Linked DNA regions of Homo sapiens: region 1 is linked to region 2. Evidence: chromatin contacts called from ENCODE Hi-C or POLR2A ChIA-PET data. All regions are on one chromosome and are shown on one strand. The core of a region is the stretch at or near the end of the contact, and the rest is flanking DNA. Distances in the headings are between cores, read along the strand shown.

The links. Hi-C counts contacts between places; a loop is a spot of excess contacts on that map. ChIA-PET counts read pairs that join two places held with the same protein, here RNA polymerase II (POLR2A). Pooled maps may share reads with other maps.
Region 1: a loop to region 2 is called in a map of B cell, with 2.6 times the contacts of the local background. The contact joins two enhancer-like sites. A Hi-C loop is called at or near these places in 10 of 168 maps with a recorded cell type or tissue (A673, B cell, GM12878 and 6 more), 32 of 37 single-sample maps with no recorded cell type and 20 of 50 pooled maps. POLR2A ChIA-PET finds 5 or more read pairs at or near these places in 10 of 52 experiments (A673, AG04450, Caco-2 and 7 more).

What each region holds. Positions count from the first base shown.
Region 1 is chr9:37,195,992-37,198,810 of GRCh38, reverse strand. All of the region lies in intron 2 of ZCCHC7 (zinc finger CCHC-type containing 7), which reads right to left. Among named protein-coding and RNA genes, the nearest start is that of ZCCHC7, 77 kb to the right of the region's middle. Within about 2 kb of position 1,455, at least 6 of the 41 ENCODE cell types and tissues checked have a DNase peak (open chromatin) inside an H3K27ac peak, as active enhancers do; they include A673, B cell, GM12878 and 1 more, where a contact is called at or near this core.
Region 2 is chr9:37,145,266-37,147,965 of GRCh38, reverse strand. The region is part of intron 2 of ZCCHC7 (zinc finger CCHC-type containing 7); the gene reads right to left. Among named protein-coding and RNA genes, the nearest start is that of ZCCHC7, 26 kb to the right of the region's middle. Within about 2 kb of position 1,390, at least 8 of the 41 ENCODE cell types and tissues checked have a DNase peak (open chromatin) inside an H3K27ac peak, as active enhancers do; they include A673, B cell, GM12878 and 1 more, where a contact is called at or near this core.

The sequences.
Region 1 (2,819 bases), core at 206-2,705, 51 kb before region 2:
CCCAGGTTTTACTCAGTTCTTTCTTACTAATCTTTCAAATTTATCTCCTCCTCTACCTCTTCCCTAAGATACTGTACTAGAGACTGCAGAATATACACAAGTTTGAGGGAGCAAGCTCTATCATTAGGACCTCCCACTTGAACAGAGGAGGCAAAGACAACATAAGTATGCCAACTGAATTCTTTCTCTTTTGGCACCTAACACTTTCCACTTTGTATTATCTTAATTCCTCATAGACTCTAGATCTTTAAAAATGAGGAAGACTAAAATAGACAGACGGGTGAGCACTCCAGGGCAAAAGTGACCACAAAGTAGGCTCAGAGGAAGGGATAACAGCAAGTTGTTCTGTGACAAAGAGAAGATGTGATCGGCTGGACAAATGAAGACAGAGACCACTAGGCTGATACACTGAGTTTGATATGAAATGTTAATTACCATTAAAACTTTTTTATTGAGGCATGATCAAATCTGTAGTTTACAAAGATTACTCTGGTTGTAACATTCTGGGAGAAAATAAAATTATTCAGTCTGAGAAAGACTCCATAGAACAAGTGATATTTTAGCTGGGTCTATTCATCTCACAGGATGAATAGAAGCTTTTTTGAGGAAGGGCTCTGCAGAATGATGAAATAAAATGAAAAAAGATATGAAAACATAACAGGGCACCACAGATTCTAGGACAAGTAAGAGGGCCAGAGTGGTTGGAAAACAGGTTATTTAGAGAAAGAGGTATCAGATTTGAAAGACAGGCTTAGGCTTTGTTATGAGGAACACTACAGTTTCCCATTTAATTACAAATTTTGTCATTTTATAAGATGGGAAATTCCCCTTTTTCCTTATAGACAGTCATAACATCAAGTGATGGGTGATTCAACAATTATTCATGATGACAGTGCCAACATCCCTGCTCATATATTAAATGAGACACTACCTGAAGTAGATAAAGTATCCACAATTTCACTTCAGAATATTTGGCTGCTATGCCAAAGAGACAACCACTTATAGTTGTCACTGGCCCAGATCTCACAGATCAGATTTCGGAAACTTTTTTTTTTTAACAAAACATCAAATCCAGAATAGTGCAATTGCTGTTTTGACTTTCGAAACAGAGAGGACTCCTGCATAGGAAATAAAAGCCAGGACATTCATTTACAGGATGGATTGTTTTACATTCTTACATTAGATCAAATAACTGAATTATTCTGGGTACTGCACACTTAATGACAAATCTACATCTCTGAAATCATAACACTGAGACTGGCATTTTCGTTTCCAAAATAAAAAACAGTTCACTGTGCCTTTCCTTCCAGACTGCACCCCATCACTCATCATCACAAGCTAGCATCAAGTGCTTTAAATAACAACATTTTCAATAAATGTGAACTCGGTTCTTTTTATACTTTGTTATAACTTCCTGTGTCTTTGACATATTCAAGAAGTGAAACTCATGCATAGCATGTTTATATTATTCCCTCCTTAGCAAAAGCTCACAGACAATGTCAGGTCTGGAGAGATAAGAGCTGCTTCCAGGACATGAATTCTCATGAGGATTAGGCAACCACCATCTGGGGCTCCAGAGTTTATCTGTAGCAGCTGCCTTCAAAGTATCACACTAGAGGCTGGGGGTGGGGGGAAGTCTAATTTTAAAGTGTTTAACAAGTTCCTCTACCTTGGCTTTGATTATCATTCTGGATTGTTTTTTCCACCTTATAAAAATAAAACATAGTGACCTTTTCTTCATAACACACAAATAACTTAAAACAGCACTATGTATTCAAATGATGAACTCAACACATACTCAAATGTTTAATACGTTACAATATATAACAGAATTTTTAATAATAATTTTAATAATGACTAAAATACTACCCAGTACCTAATGTTGTCATTAATACAAGAGCTTTATCCTTCACACAAAAAAGTGTATCCCCCAATTTTTTTAATTTCTACTGAGAAGGCTACAGATTAAAACAATATCCTAGATATTTTGGGAGGGTTTTTTAAATGTCCTCAAACGACATTAAAATAATCATAACACAATTTTATTAAACAGAAAGCTTTTTAATCAAATATTTATATAAAAACAGGAAATTCAAAAATGAACACAGGGCAAAAAGTTAATTTTAAATGCTCAGCTTTAAATAATAATCTGCTAAATCTGATTACTACATTAAGTTTTATAGTGCTAAAAATGGTCACTATGTAACAAAGCTAGATAGCAAAGAAAAACAAAATAGAAAAATCAAACAAAATAATCTCTATAAAGAATAGGTTCTACTATAATAAGTCCCAAAATCGCTGCACCACTAAAAATAATGCCTTTTTCTTTGCATCAGGTCTCCTTCCATTTAAAATATTCTTCTTTACCTGCCATAAAAATCATGTTATATTTGTTCATTTGAACAACCTGTGACAAAGGACGTACTATTAAAATTAACTAGACAAAATTATTGTTAGTTCCATCAGAGATCTGGCAAAGTGGCTGCATCTACAGATAAAGTTTCACTATAATAAACAGCTTTTTAAAGAACAGTTCACTCTCTTTCATTGTTCATCCAAAATACATAGCAAGCCTATTGTTGTACTGGACAGAGTGACCCAGAGAAACAAAAGGCAGAGGTTTGAGTGTGTCAAAATCATAAAACTGGCACATTATTTGATTCCTGGGATTTTCTTTCCATGCCCAAATATTTATATATATTTATATATCTGGGCCTGACACAAACATTCTAGTCTTATTTTTTGAAGTACCCTCATAATTCCTTCACCAAAATCAAATGCAGAAAATTCAAACTCTACACATCTAAAACTAAAGTGGA
Region 2 (2,700 bases), core at 141-2,640:
AAAATACAGGAATAGACATCATTATCACCAGTGCTCTTACAGAGCATCTTTATAAAATGGAGGCAAAAACTCCCTTTCAATCAACCTCCAATATGTTATAATGTAGATTTTTTTAAAAATGCAATGCTAATAAAAATTAGTTGATAAGTATTTTTCATTCAAAAGCCACAAATGTTTGATCTGCATTAAAAAGCTATTAAAAAATCAATTCTAACTTACAATTTACTCAAATACCAGTGGTTTCTTAGATGCTAATAATAAAGCACTATATGAGCTATTACTTTTATTCCTAATATGATTGACATATCTTTTATGAAAGAAAGTCATGTGCACTGCAGGAAATTTAAAAGCCCAAAATGTTAAAGCTCTGAATATAAAATTTAACTAGCAGACTGACTGAAATACTAGATCTCTATTTTTATTCTATTCACTCTTCACTCACCTTCCATTTATTTTCTTGGGATTTGTTTTTTCCCCCCACTCTTATTTTTAATTTTATGGAATAATAAGATACACCCACCTATAGCTCTACATCAGCCAATATTAGACACTTTCAAAACAGCTTGCTTGCTTTATCTCTCTTTCTGTATTTGCTAGGTATTACCTGGTTAGACAGAAAAACAAAGCATTAAATGAAAGTGGTTTTTATGGGACAAAATGTTTTTCCATTACATTACAATGTCTATTATCCTAGTGGTCTTAAAATGAAACTATATTATATTCCTAAACTTCCCTTCAACTGTTTTTGAAGTAGCATAATTTGGAGGTGTTTGGGTAGAAATTATCGGGGCTAACTTTTTAATATTGCAATTATTTATTAAATTGATATATATAATTCAATTGTTTACAACAGTTACTATCATATGAAAGATACTATAGAAACAGAAGTCCTAATGAATTATCTTTGGGATAGCCTGGTCTTCACCTATACTTACTACTGTTATTTGAATGTTAATTTCTGGACCTACTCTATTAGATAGCTAAAGTTAATTAATTCAACTTTAAGTTAAGAGAGAAGATACAAATAGTTGATGTTATTCCCTATGTTTTTAAAATATAAGGTCAATCAATATAAGTACCCACAAATTTTAAATTATTTAAATTATATGAGCATCTGACACTGAGGCAGATTTTCAACTTAACATCTATTTACTTCTTTCAGCTTCCACTGAAGTCAAACACCAAGTAATGAGAAGAGAAACAAAATTTTTAAATCTGTCCTTATCATATTACAAGCACATTAAAGACTTCTCTCTTATTTTCCAAAGAGCTTGAGAAAATGTTGAGCAGCAAAAACTGCATTATTCTCTCAAAAGAAACTACTTTCCTTTTTGATAAACAGTAAACCACATGAGGAAGTTACCACTGAATTACTTCCTGTTACTTGAAAATGTTCTAACTAATACAGCTACCACACGTTTTTAGTTTTTAAAACGAGGGTGGGATAAGTAAAGGGAGGCTTAATTATTAGACAATAATAAAGCAGGCCTAATTTACCATATGGCCAAGACAGCCATTTTTCATTTGGAGGATCTAAGTCCTTTTCAAATTATAATGAAAGAAAAATGTAGAACAATCAAACATGCAGACTTTGTAGAAAAGTGTTTCCTCAGAAAATTGGATACACAAATATCAGAAAGCAAGGGCCATCCATTCATTATGCCTGAAACCAAAGGAGGAAAAAAGCCTACATACAGAATCTGTAAGCTTCATAACTATTGGGATCGTCAAATTTTTAATATTCAATTCCATAATAAATTATTCTAGGTACCAAAAAACTACAGCAGTAAGCAAAGGACTTAATACAATGATATAATCTAAATAAGGTAAATAAGGTACACCAAAAACTCTGAGATAAATGAAGCAACTCTCGAAGAATGAGTTAAAATAGTAATCGCACTTGCTTAAATTAGTATTTATCATTTCTAATGTTTAAAATAAATAAAATACCAAGTCTGAATCAGCCTACAGGTATATTCACTTAAAGATGAATGAATGTGAAAATGTGTGTTCTACACACTTCAACAAGATATAAGACCTACTGTCCAAGATAATTATCCACTAGCAAAATAATTCCTATTTTAATTTTGGGTTATATTCCTTGCTTTTAACAGATCAGCATCTCCAATTCAATTTATAGGAACAATTTTTGTTCAAAATTTAACTGAGGCATCTCAATCTATTAAACGAGGAATATTACTCAATTGAACACTGATTTTAATAAGAATTTTTTTAAGTTAAGGATCTAAAGCAACTACCAATCTAATAAGTAGTTTTAAAAGTTGGGTATGCTCCTATTTTCTGAACTCAAGCAAGTTTGCATTTTTACTTATTTATAATAGCATAAAGAATCAACTTTTAGGCTGCCTCCTTTTCAATTAAGGCTTGTTTACACCTGACAACTATCTTTATCCCAGAACTCTAATGTTCTGCTTTTAATAGCTCAATCTATGTTTCTATCCTAGAAACTGAAAAGGTTTTTTAATTTTGGAGCTTTTTGGTATGTGCCCCTTCTGAACGATAATTACATATTCACAGCAAACTAAATACAATCTTAAGAAGTATGTACAAGAATCTGAAGTAGACTTCTAGAAACATAAAAGTATTATTTGATATAATAAAGACAGTCTGTTTTTCAGATTAAAAAAATACAACAGGAAAAGGAAAATTTTAAACAATTTACTTAATTTTGCCAATTTT